Regions from separate parts of the Homo sapiens genome. Here regions 2, 3 and 4 are each linked to region 1. The links are chromatin contacts, found by Hi-C in ENCODE. All regions are on one chromosome and are shown on one strand. The core of a region is the stretch at or near the end of the contact, and the rest is flanking DNA. Distances in the headings are between cores, read along the strand shown.

The links. Hi-C counts contacts between places; a loop is a spot of excess contacts on that map. Pooled maps may share reads with other maps.
Region 2: a map with no recorded cell type shows a loop between it and region 1 (6-fold over the local background). The contact joins two enhancer-like sites. A Hi-C loop is called at or near these places in 6 of 37 single-sample maps with no recorded cell type and 4 of 50 pooled maps.
Region 3: a map with no recorded cell type shows a loop between it and region 1 (16-fold over the local background). The contact joins two enhancer-like sites. A Hi-C loop is called at or near these places in 4 of 37 single-sample maps with no recorded cell type and 3 of 50 pooled maps.
Region 4: a loop to region 1 is called in a map with no recorded cell type, with 5 times the contacts of the local background. The contact joins two enhancer-like sites. A Hi-C loop is called at or near these places in 4 of 37 single-sample maps with no recorded cell type and 3 of 50 pooled maps.

The regions. Positions count from the first base shown.
Region 1 is chr1:244,408,204-244,411,548 of GRCh38, forward strand. ADSS2 (adenylosuccinate synthase 2) reads right to left here. Exons shown (of 13, transcript NM_001126.5): 12 at 3,084-3,233; 13 at 291-1,435. The coding sequence ends at 1,383. Among named protein-coding and RNA genes, the nearest start is that of ADSS2, 42 kb to the right of the region's middle. Within about 2 kb of position 1,613, at least 2 of the 41 ENCODE cell types and tissues checked have a DNase peak (open chromatin) inside an H3K27ac peak, as active enhancers do.
Region 2 is chr1:243,597,016-243,600,360 of GRCh38, forward strand. The region is part of intron 8 of AKT3 (AKT serine/threonine kinase 3); the gene reads right to left. Among named protein-coding and RNA genes, the nearest start is that of AKT3-IT1, 200 kb to the right of the region's middle. Within about 2 kb of position 1,641, at least 6 of the 41 ENCODE cell types and tissues checked have a DNase peak (open chromatin) inside an H3K27ac peak, as active enhancers do.
Region 3 is chr1:243,726,286-243,729,630 of GRCh38, forward strand. The region is part of intron 2 of AKT3 (AKT serine/threonine kinase 3); the gene reads right to left. Among named protein-coding and RNA genes, the nearest start is that of AKT3-IT1, 66 kb to the right of the region's middle. Within about 2 kb of position 1,691, at least 3 of the 41 ENCODE cell types and tissues checked have a DNase peak (open chromatin) inside an H3K27ac peak, as active enhancers do.
Region 4 is chr1:244,943,593-244,946,937 of GRCh38, forward strand. It overlaps the pseudogene RN7SKP55. Among named protein-coding and RNA genes, the nearest start is that of DRC8, 24 kb to the right of the region's middle. Within about 2 kb of position 1,724, at least 3 of the 41 ENCODE cell types and tissues checked have a DNase peak (open chromatin) inside an H3K27ac peak, as active enhancers do.

The DNA of each region.
Region 1 (3,345 bases), core at 363-2,862:
ACAGTGCAATACTTGCAACCAAGATAAGAATGCAGACTTTAAAAGCCCATTCATTCTCTATTAAACAGAAATTATATATTCATTATAAATTATTTTTACATGTAAGTCATTACTATCAGTAATTGGCTTGTAGGATAATCTGTATTGTTCTTTATACTTATTGAGTCTAACGATACTGCTCCTATTTGAGAATTTTTCTTGAACTAAGTATTACACTACAGAGATAAAGCTCCTTCCTATATACTATTACTAACCTCTCTTAGTAGAACAAAAACACAATACGCAAAGCATACTAGAAATATTTGGTTCTTTTAATCAGCTATTCATGGTGTAATAAAATAAATTTAAGTGGCACCTAATTTAACATTTAAAATAGTTCATTAAAAGATAATCTACAAAACAATGTTATGCCTAATTGTCAAAATAACACCTTTTTTTTTTCAAGAAAGGAGAAATAAAGGCATAATCAAAATTATGGCTAACAACGTGGGTTCATTTTGACACTTACAGATGATTCTGTAGGCATATCGGCAGGCACGATGTTGAAAACCAATCCACTAGATTTAAAATTAATGGTAAGATAAAAAAGAAAAGATACACATTTCAGAGGTAATGTTTGAAATTAAAGAAAAATATCCACCATATATTACAACAGATCTTTTAATGACTATTTTTAACATAAAGATTGTTGTTTTGGGAAACATCTATTCTCTTTGAACATTTCACTAAATTTTCAATGTATTAAATAACTGACAGAAATAAGTTCTGTGTTCTGTACAAATTAAAGGTCCCATGAATACATAACCCCCTCCCAGCCCCACCAAAGCTCAATTTTGCATGGTTTCAGCAGAAAATAGACAGCCCAAAATTTAAACAGAATTCATAGCATTACAAAAGTTTACAGAACCCCTATGTTTTCATCATTTGTTTCTAACAACAAAGATTACAATGACAGAACTGAATGATCAGAATGTAAAAATATTTGTGCAAAACTGCATTAATTGTTCTTACCATCTAATAGGGGTAAAACTTAAGAACACGCAATGACAATAATGAAGAAAAACTACATTAAAAGTAATTCTACTTTTGATATCAAACAACATGGATTATACTATTACTAAACATTGAAAAAAAAAACGTGGCACCATGAGAGCAGCAGGAGCAACAAATGATTTGGCAATTCCAGCTAAAGAAAGCTGACACTGGAATATGCCAAAGTTAATCTCCACAGTAGGCATCCATCTGAAAAGACTGGAAACAACTGTAGGGCTTCAAACTTACTTCAGTGTCTTTATTCTTGAATTTGCAGGTCATAAATGAAATATTTAAGAAAGTCTTTTCCCCTCCCTCTCAAGGAGTGTTTCTTGCATTACTGGCAATCATTAAAAGAGTTGAATCATAGATTCTCTGGATTTACCAACACCAATCCACTTAACTAGGAGAATACAAAGAGAAAAGGAATTGAATCAATTCATCTCTAATGTTCACTCGTTGGGATTAAAACAGGTAGTCCCCTACTTTTCTCAGTATCACCATAACTTTTCCCTATGTGCCTTTTTGCTGTTCTCTATTCTGTTAGCAGACTGTGCCGATTTCTAAACAGGATGTACAAATAAGACCCAGCACAGGACAGTATGCCTTACTGTTCCCTTTTTAACTGTGCAATATTTTCACTTTCCTAATGACTTAGGATAGTAAAATATTGACCAACACCAGCAGAGACCTACAGAAAGTTGGTGATCAAGTTCCTGATAACAGGCCAAGATAAGCATCTTCAACATCTAGATGAGAATATGATTTTAACTTGCACAGCCTCAGAAACTGCCCACTACAGGAGTCTATGGAAATCGAATCATCTGCATCACATGGTTTCAGATTATTTGCAGAATTGCCAGCTTCCATAAGGTACTGTTAGGATCAACCTTCGTGGTATTTTACAGATTTTTGTTAGACTCACTGCTGTTTATATTTCAAGAAAATGCTGACCAAGAGCAGTAAGCAAATATGCTTACTAAATTTGACATCATGCTGGGAGGGGCAACTAGTAATTTGGAAAACAAGAATCATGCTGGAAACGAAGCACAAGGCAAAAGAGATTTTACACGGAGGACACATCCCACACACTTCACTTTTTCTTATGTTTCAAATATCCATCAATGCCAACAAAACGATACAAGGAAAAAGCCATCTGTTAAAAGAATGACTTCACATAACTAGATACAGCCATACGTTGTTATGCCTAACTCCCTCGCCATCTTATATTTGTTCTTTAATAAATAGGCTTAATTATTTTTAAAAATTTTTTCTTACATTTTTTTCTAGTGAGATTTCCCATTTTCTATACCAATTATTTCCCAGTGTATATTCAGGAAACTCCAAATCTCAAGGGTAATTTAACCCAAACAAACCATAAACCATTTTTAACCCCCCAAAAACACACAACATTTTTTGTGGTGGTAGAGATACATGAGGATTTGTTATTAAGAGGGAGAAGTGAATGAGACAATGTCACAGGATAAAAAAAAAACAGACTAAGAATTAAAGACAGGGTCAGAAAGGGTGAGAAGTAATCTATTATCTTCTATTTAAAGATGAGCATCGTATTTACTTTAAGGAATAAAAATATTACTTTGTATCTTCCTGGGCATTTATGCAAATCATGTGCACTCTGTAAAGTAACAATGATCTTTCCTTTATTCTATTTCAAAGGCACATAGGCAAGTTAAAAGAAAAGACAGTTGGCCGGGCATGCTGGCTCATGCCTGTAATCCCAGCACTTTGGGAGGCTGAGGTGGGCAGACCAAGAGGTCAGGAGAGACCAGCCTGGCCAACATGGTGAAACCCCGTCTCTTACTAAAAATACAAAAATTAGCCAGGCGTGGTGGCGCGCACCTCTAATCCCAGCTACTCGGGAGGCTGAGGTAGGAGAATAGCTTGAACCCAGGAGGCAGAGGTTGCAGTGAGCCGAGATCCCGCCACTGCACTCCAGCCTGGGACAGAGCGAGACTCCGTCTCAAAAAAAAAAAAAGAAAAAAGAGAGAGAGAGAAAAGAAAAAACTTATTCACAAAGTGTTTATGTTTACCTGGAATTTGAAGCTCATCTTCAATAAATCGAACATAGTTTTGTGCATTAACAGGTAGTTCTTTAAACGCCCTTGCATTTGATATGTCTGTGTTCCATCCTGGGAGAGTCTTATATTGAACTTCAACTTTATTTAAGACTTCTTGGTTTGCTAAAAGTTAAAGAGGACATTTATTCATGGCACACACTGTTTACTGTCAAACAACTTTTTGATATATTGTAGGTTCAAAATGTCTTTTCAAAATCTTTGGAGCCACATATGT
Region 2 (3,345 bases), core at 391-2,890, 810 kb before region 1:
AGACCAATGGCTACCTAGGGCCACGTGTGGATGTACTATGGGTACAGGGAAGACTGACTGCAAAGAGGCATGGCAGAACTTTTTGAGGCAATGAGAATGTTTTATATTTTTATTGTGATGGGGGCTACATGCATATATATGTTTGTCAGAAGTCATCTAATCATATACTTAAAATGAGTTCATTTCATTATATGTAAATTATACTTAAGTTGACTAAAAAATGAAAACAACCTAAACGTTCAATGATTTGGGAAGGTTTTAATAAGTTAAAGTGTATCTACATAATTAGTAGGCAACAAGTAACATATTTTAAAATGATAAAATTGAAAATATGTGTACAGTATAAACAGTGGAAAATATATTAACACGGTATTAGCAATTATTTCTAGATGGTAAGATTTAGAGTGGTTTTTATCTTCTGTTTCATACCTCAAAAAATACTTGTAATTATTTAATATCCATTCCCCAGAATACTATGCATTTTTGTTTTGTTTTGTTTTGTTTTGGTGACAGGGTCTCACTCTGTTGCCAAGGCTGAAGTGCAGTCGCATGATGGCTCACTGCAGCCTCAACCTCTTGGGCTCACTCAATCTTCCCACTTCAGTCTCTCGAGTAGCTGGGAGCACAGGCACTGGCTACCACACCTGGCTAATTTTTAACTATTTTGGTAGATACAGGGTCTCCCTATGTTGCTCAGGCTGGTCTTGAACTCTTGGGTTCAAGTGATCCTCCTGCCTTGGCCTCCCAAAGTGCTGGGCATGAGCCACTGGGCCTGGCCTATGCCCTTCTTAAATGCAGAGACCATCTGTCTTGCTCATGTAGTATACTAAGCACATAGTACAGTGCCTGCCTTGAAGAAAGCAGCATTCAATAAGAACTTTTTTGACAGAATTAAAATAATTTTTTTGGCTTTTTGAAGTTCTCTGTAATGAATGTACATTATCACTTTTGCAATAGAAAAAAATTATTCAAAGGTTTCAAATAAATGTACTAATAATTAATGTACTGATTTATGCTTATTATAAATTTAATGCTCTATTTTTTTCTTGGCAAAGGCATAGGAAAATGAGAAAATTATGACAGTACACCATATCTTTGCATCTTCAGCACCATGCCTAGTATATGACACATATTATATTCTTCATAAATATGTATTGCAAAAAATAAAATTAAATTCAGAAATACCTCTCAAAAAATTATAAGAAAAATCATCCTTAAGGTTTTTGAGGTAAAATATTTTCATTGGAAGTATTAAAAATCATATATAATAGTTGAATAATCTTATCTTTGTTCAAAAAGGAAAGTGAATTATTTGCTGCTAAAATAGGGAGCTTATCTTTATCAAGTTAAGTTCCTTTATAAAGGCAAAGACTACATAGTTTTTTTTTATTGTTAAGCTTAGCCATGCTATAGGAATACAGTAATGTAAAATGCATTAACTCAAACTACTAAATATACAAGCATATTTCATCATTCTATTAGGAAGAAATTTTCTCCATAACTCTCTCTCATAATAGCCTAACAGGAACTGCACTAGAGTGTAGCTGTACTCCCACGGTTTAGTAAGTGAACAGGTATTCAGCCCATCCTTGCAAAAAGATGACTGCATCTACAGCCGTGCCCTAAAGTCTCATGCTCAACAGGCTTCTCTCATCAGAGCACAGGAAGTTCCTTCCCACATACCCTTCAAATGTCAACCTAACACTACTTCCTCAAAGAGATAACTAAATTTATAGTAGGTTCTCCATCATTCTCTCTCATACTACAGCACTCTGTTGCCATTATATTTATTGGGTTTATTTTGTTTTATTATTTTATAATATGCATCTCCTTCTAGAAATCATGACTGTTTTATTCATCCTAGCGAACGCAGTAAGCATTTAATACATACTTTTGATTGAATGAGCTAATCTTATTTGGGGAACATACCTGTTCTTGAAGATTTAGTTCAAATGCACCTTTCCTCCTAAAATCTCCTGTATAGGAGAACATTTGTGGGGATGTTATTTTTATCGTGGTGATGATTTCATGGGTCAAAAGTTATCAGATTGTACACTTTAAATATGTACAAATTATTTATAATTTGTTATTAACTCAGCAAAACTGTTTTAAAGAAAGGGAAACATCTTAAGACAAAATGCAGATTTTCTCACACAAATAAAAGCTAACAAAAGTTACGGCTATCAGACCTGCACTACAAAAACAAATGCTAAAGGAAGTTTTTATGCAAAAGGAAAATGTAATAGATGAAAATGTATACCAACACAAAGGAAAAGAGAACACTTAAAATGACTACTTTATGAATATAAAACATTTTTTCTATTAAAAATTATTTTAAAGATAATTGCTTAAGGCAAAAACAGTGTATTGTAAAGGTTAAAAAATACATGGAAGTAAAATGTCTGAGAACAACTGCACAAAAGACAGAAGGCAGGGAAACAGATGTATGCCTTTTAAGGTTCAGATAGAAGGTAAGAAAATAGACGTATGCTGTTATAAGGTTCTTACAGTACAGGTAAAGTGACACAGCATATTGTTTGAAAGTCTACCGTGATGAGAAAAGATACATATTCTAAACCCTAAAGCTACCACCATAAGAACAAAGAAGCAGAGCTAATCAAACTAAGATTATTTAAACTCATCAAATTACTAATAGAAATTCTTCAACTTTTAATAAAGAGCATCTACGAAAAATCTACAGCTAACAACATGGTTAATGGTGACAGTATGAATGCTTCTGCCCTAAAATTAGGTATAAAGCAAGGATATTTGCTCTTATCCTGCTCTTTAACACTGTTCTAAACATCCTGGATAGTTTAATAAGGCAAGGAAATGTACACATATTAGAAAATAGCAGTAAAACTGTCTTTGTTCTCACCTGACATGATCATCTACATAGAGAAATCCAATATATTTACAATAAAAGACTACTAAAACTAATATTAGTATGGCTAATAAGTAAACATCAACTGTATGTCTATATATTAGCAAGAATCAACTACAAATTGAAATTTTTAATAATGACTGATAAACCATTTATAACTTAAAAACATAAAATAATTATAAAGTATCCCTAAGGATAAATTTTTAAAACTTTCAAGACCTGTACACTAAAAACTACATAATATTGTTGAAAGAAATTAAAGACTTAAATAATGGGAAAACATATACCATATTTATGAATCAGAAGACAACACTGTGAAACTGTCAATTCTCCCCAAATTGATCAACAGATTTAACACAATCACAATTAAAATCCAGGAGGCTTTTATGTAGAATTCAACAAGCTTACTCTATAATTTATGTGGAAATGCAAAGGAAATTGGATAGCAAAACCAAATTTAA
Region 3 (3,345 bases), core at 441-2,940, 680 kb before region 1:
TATAAGTAAATTCCAGTGGTGAAATCTGGAAAAATTATCTGGATGAAGAGTCAGGTGTTTTTTAACGTGTGGGAAAAAGTTGTGGGGTTAATATTATTTGATCTGCTTACTAAATATAAAAATATTTTACACCTATAAAGTGAACTCAATTAATGCAGGGAACAATCTAAAATATGGCAAATATTTAATATGGTTGTTTGGTAATATTTAAGTTCAGTTTCTATAACTTACAACAGGTAAATTCTCAAAAGAAGTTGTCAATTTTCTGAAAATCTCAGTCTGTGGTTGCTCAACTTAGCAACCAATATTCTCTTTTTCAACCCAAAAGAAAGTTAACATTTATCTATGAACAAGCACTCAGTCCCACAGCCATGAGAGTTGTCAAAATAACAGGAAGAAAAATGGACCAAGGATATATAAAGCTGAAAATGGGTCAGAATGCTCAAATTAAGAATCAAACTTATGTTTTTATTTTTCTTGCTTTTTCTTGCAAGCCAGGGCATCCTCATGAAAAAACAGGTAAGAATTTGGCAAGAATAGGGATAGAAAGCAAAAAGAAACTTGTTTTCCCAAACATCTGGCATCCTTCAACAAACTCTGGCAATGAAAAGTCAAAGCAAAGCAGATAAGATTCTGCCAATCACCTTCTACTTAGGCAGTGGCAATAGGTGGCCTAGCCAAGGCTCCCTGCCTGAGCTGAGAAGAGATGTCAGTATTGTGGTAAAGCCCACCTCCTTGGTCTTCAACAGATTCCTTCCATACCCCCAGGTTATGACAGAAAATGAGCAATTCACACAAGCATAAATGTGAAACATTAACATTTAAAAGGAGCCTAACCTACATAATAAGTGCTGAGGCTGAATACACATTGTGGGTCAAAATCAGGACAAGGCAGCTCAACATGGCATCTGTTAAGGGAAGAAAAATAAAGGGCAGACAAAAGACAACATTTAATCCTAGGTTCAACCTTCATAAATCAGCATACAATACCAAAAGTAAGTTAGTTGATTGATTGATTGATTGATTGAGACAGGGTCTTGCTCTGTTGCCCAGGCTGGAGTGCGATGGTACAATCTCAGCTCAACACAGCCTTGACCTCCTGACTCAAGCAATCCTCCCAAGTAGCTGGGACTTCAGGCATGCACTACCATGCGTGGCTAATTTTGTTCACTTTTTGTGGAGATAGGGTCTTGCTATGTTGCCCAGGAAGGTCTAGAACTCTTGGCCTCAAATGATCCTCCCACCTCAGCCTCCCAAATTGCCAGGATTACAGGTGTCAGCCACTGCTCCCAGCCCCAAAAGTTTATTATTATAAGGACTCTTACTCTTCATTGTAATTTATAGGCTGAAATTGCAAAACTGAAAACCCTATTCTTGCAACAATAACTTGAGGTATTTAGAACTCATGACACCAAGTTTCACATCCTCTTTCTTAAGTCTGCAGAAAAGGAACCTCCATCCTTATAGTTCAAAGTCTTTCTAGCAAAGAAAAAAAGAGAACCAAGAAAAAAAAGCATCATAACTATTTTGTAAGTATCAAACTAAAAAATTTGATATAATCTTAGTTTAAAAAAATAATTATAACACTGATTTGATATTTAGGCATAGAGGGATGTTGGTGTTTTATAAGAATTGACCTGACTATAAGCAGCACTCAGCTACATCTCTCAAAAATAAGGGAAAGCCATTTTAAGAGCTTGAAGTAGTATGTTGTAGTCCTATGACATTAATAGTTTAACAGAAACCACATACAACTTGAAGACTAAAACTATCAACTCCCTAAACAACTCACAGTGTACGTTAACATGACTTGACTATTCAGGGAGAGCCTCACCCTGGCAAACGGTTTGATTGTTCATCACAGCAAACTCCTGAAACACGCATCAACGATTCAATAGAAAGCCCCAACAGTATGTAAGATTTTTTGAATCCCTTGCTGTTGCATAATGGTCATCATCCAATTTTAATCAAACACACACACACACCCAGTATTCACTCAACCTCAACCAAACTTTGATTCTCAGTACATACTATCCTTGCTTTCTTCCCTCCAAGAAACCGCCAAAGTTCTAACCAGGTGGTGTACTCCCTTTCTGTGACAGGCAATAAACTCTATCTATAGGTTGTGAGGGAGACACTTGGGCAGCCAGCACTTGATACTATGCCAGCTGTAAGTTTTAATCATTCAGGAATATAGTGCAAAGAGTACTGTGAACTTATGGTGTGCTAATGCATCATACTAGCAATTGTGAATTTAGATCATAAACCTTTGTATTTCACCTAAAACTTTATGGGAACAGATAGGACAGGACAGGCAATCCCAATGCTTTTGTAGAAAAACTGTCTGGTCATATGCTGTCAGTTCTTCACGATTTCAAAGAATAACCACTTGAAAGAAAATTTTCAAAAATCTAAAGACTTAATAAAACTAAGATCAATGAGTTTTAAAGTACGTGTCATTAAAAGCACAAACTCATTTGCAGTCTATGGACTCTAAGGCAAGAGTCATATGCCAGACATCCCAGAAGAGGTAAAAAGTTATTAGAGACAAAAAGGACTTCAGGGAAACTTAGTTTTTCCTTAGGGAAAGGAGTCCTCCATGGAGTCACATGGCCCTCCAATAAGTAGGCATCAGGTAGTGTATCAAGAACTGATACAAGATCAGAAAGGAAGAGCCAATGAGTTAGGAGAAACCAAGGTTGGGTTTCAAGAATTGAGTTGCTACTTGTGCTGAATGATATTAAGAGATGGAGAAAAAGAAAGAGAAAAATGTTCACGCGGATGTCAATGATTTTTACTAGACTCTTCAGAGGAGTAAGAAATCCAAATAAACTAGAGTTTAGGGCAGAAAATTAACTACAAGGTGAGAATATGAAAGATGCCAGTGTGGACAAACCATGCAATAAAATTTTATTAAAAGAGAAGCAGAAATAGAGGCAGTAGCAGAATGGGAAGCAATATGTCAAGAGGGGGCTTTTCTTTTTAGGATGGAAGATACTATTGCACCTTTATATGCCGGTGTGAATGATAAAGCAGAGAGGGAGAGACTGGTAATACAAGAGAGGTAATGATTTGAGATTTTGAAAAGATTAAAAGGGTGGAATTCAAAATACTAGTGAAAATAAGAGCATATGCACTGAGTTTAAAGCATGAGAATATGGTGAGAACATAAATGGGTACAGCCTTTCCAGGAAAAAAATCAAGTACCTCATAGATTATAAAGAGACATGAAAGTAACCATATCCTTTGAGCCAGTAATTTCACTCATAAAAATCTACCTTAAAAAAAGATCTGAAATCTATCTTAACTGTCTAATGATCAGGGAGAACTGTTAGGTAAATAATT
Region 4 (3,345 bases), core at 474-2,973, 540 kb after region 1:
ACCAATGGAGTAGCACAGAGAGCCCAGAGATAAATTCTTGCATAGCCAAATATTCTTCAACAAGGGGGCCAAGACCACTTGATGAGGAAAGGACAGTTTGTTCAACAAATGGTGCTAGAAAAACTGGATGTCCACATGTAAAAGAATGAAGTTAGACCCTTATTTTATACCACATTACATTAGTTAAAAATTAACCTCAAACTCTAAAATACCTTCAAGAAAACATAGGATAAAAACGTTATGGCATTGAATTTCCCATATACAATAATTTCTCATATACAACACCAAAAGTACAGTTAAAAAAAATATGGATGTGAGGGTGATCTGGCTGTGGCACCTGTCACCCCATTGATTGCCAGGGTTGATTTGGCTGACCTGGCTGACTAGGCACGTGTCCCCTTCCTCCCTCGCCTCCCGAAGCTGTGCGCTTGGTTTAAGAGGACAACCATCCCAGATAGAGGAGGACTGGTCTCCGGTCAAGGGTATAAGAGTAGCTGCACTCCCCGGCTAGAACCTTCAAACAAGCTCTCAAGGTCCATTTGTAGGAGAATGTAGGGTAGTTAAGCTTCCAAGACTCCAGACACATCCAAATGAGGTGCTGCATGTGGCACTCTGCCTTTCTTAAAAAAGGAAGAAAGAAAGAAAAAGAAAGAAAAAGAAAGAAAGAAAGAAAGAAAGAAAGAAAGAAAGAAAGAAAGAAAGACAAATGAGACTACCTCAAACTTAAAAACTTGTGTGCATCGAAAGACACAATCAACAGAGTAAAAAGGCAACCTACAAAATGGAAGAAAACGTTTGTAAATCATATATTTGGTAAGAGGTTAACATCCAAAATATTCACAATTATTTAATATATAAGTAATTTCTACAACTCAACAACAAAATATCAAATAATCCTATTTAAAAATGGGCAAAAACCTAGGCACAGTGGTGCACGCCTGTAGTCAAAAGCTACTCAAGAGGTTGAATTGGGAGGATCACTTAAGTCCAGGAATTCAAGGTGAGCCTGAGGAATATTGCAAGACCCTGTCTCTGTAAAAAAAAAGATAAATAAAATAAAAATAATAAAAAGTTTAATGAAAAAAAGAAAAAAAACTATAAAAAATGGGCAAGGGAGTTATATAGACATTTTTCCAAAGATGACATACACGTGGCCAACAGGTACATGAAAAGATACCCAACATCACTGATCATTAGAAAAATACAAATCAAAACCTCAATGAGATACCACCTAACACCCATTAGGATAGCTACTATTCCCCCCAATCCCCCACCCAAAAAAACCCCAGAAGATGGCAAATGTTGGTGGGGATGTGGAGGCATTGGAAACCCTGTGAATGGCTGGCGGGATAGCAAAATGGTGTGATTACCATGAAAAACAGCATGATGGTTTCTCACAAATTTAAAAATACCGTTACCATATGACCCAGCAACCTCACTTCTGAGTACATATCCAAAAGAAATAAAAGAAGGCTCTCGAAGAGATATTTGCAAACCAATGTTCATGACAGCATTATCCACAATAGCCAAGAGGTGGAAGCAACCCAAATATCCATCAATGAATGAATAGATAAACAAAATTTGGTATATATACATGATGGAATACTATGCAGCCTCAAAAAGGAAGAAAATCCTGTCACAAGCTATAACATAGATGAACCTTGAGGACAAATACTGTAGATTCCACCTACATGAGGTTTCTGGAGGAGTCAAACTCATAGAAACAGAAAGTGGAAGGAATGATGGTTACCTGGAGCTATGGGGAAGGGAAAAGGAGAGCTGTTGGTTAATGGGTATTGAGTTTCAGTTCTGCAAGGTGAAAGAGTTCTGGAGGTCTGTTTCACAACAAGAGTGAAACTCCGTCTCAAAAAAAAAAACATGGTTAAGATTTTAAAAATAGTCCAGTGAAACATACAATGATCCTTTCTGTTATCCATCACCCAGCTCCCAAAATCAACAGTTCAAGGTCACGATCTGAGATTACTTTAGGCAAAATCTGTGTAGAGGTAGGGATAGACTGATGACTTTTTTCATTCATTATCCTTCTGCTGGTAACTTAACCTCGAATCCTAATCTTTTTGTAACCTAATTTCTTTGTTCTTCTTTTTTGTTTCTTTTTAGACAGAGTCTTGCTCTGTCACCCAGGTTGGAGTGCAGTGGCCTGATCTCGGCTCACTGCAACCTCTGCCTCCTGGGTTCAAGAGATTCTCATGCCTCAGCCTCCTGAGTAGCTGGGATTACAGGTGCCCACCACCACGCCCGGCTAATTTTTTTGTATTTTTAGTAGAGACGGGGTTTCACCCTGTTGGCCAGGCTGGTCATGAACTCTTGACCTTGTGGTCACCTGCCTTGGCCTCCCAATGCATTGGGATTACAGGCATGAGCCACCACGCCTGGCCACAACTCACCCGGCTAATTTTTGTATTTTTATTTTATTTTATTTTATTTTTTGAGACAGAGTCTTGCTCTGTCACCCAGGCTGGAGTGCAGTGGCATGATCTCAGCTCACTGCAACCTCCACCTCCCAGGTTCAGGAGATTCTCATGCCTCAGCCTCCTGAGTAGCTGGTATTACAGGTGCCCGCCACCACGCTTGGCCAATTTTGGTATTTTTAGTAGAGACCGGGTCTCACCATGCTGGCCAGGCTGGTCTCAAACTCCTGACCTCAGGTGATCCACCTGCCTTGGCCTCCCGAAGTGCTGGGATTACAGGATTACAGGCCTGGCCCCTTTTTGTAACCTAATTTGTGAAGTGACATCATACTCAAGGGAAGGGAGTTACATAAGGGTGGGAATCTCAGCAGGAGAAGATCACTGAGGGCCACCCCAGAGGTTGCCCACCACACTATGGGACTATTATTTGAAAGCTGTAGCTTTAGCACTTACGCTTAGCATGTTTTTACCATAACTTTTATTAGGTGCTTTGAATAACCATTTCATGAGGTATTGGTCTTTCCATTTTACAGCTGACTGTATTATGTAATGTGTTCAAGTTCACAGAACAATAATCATAATTAGAACTCATACATCTCAGACTACTGTTTTTTATTTTGCAGGGTATATTTTTATTACTATTACATGAAAATCATATTATTTAACATCAAAGTGTTCTATGGCACTATATCAATAATGGGTTTTGGAGAAATTTTCTTTTTGGATTGTTACTTGTAAACGTACTCTTCTTTGTATGTCACAATTGGTATGTTTGAATCAGAATGTACATATTACATTTGGGTGTTACAATATCTCAAGTTTCTTTTGATTTTGAGTCCTCTTCTTCCAACGCATCTAAAATTTTTTTTATTTTTAATTTTTGTGGGTACATATTAGGTATATACATTCATGG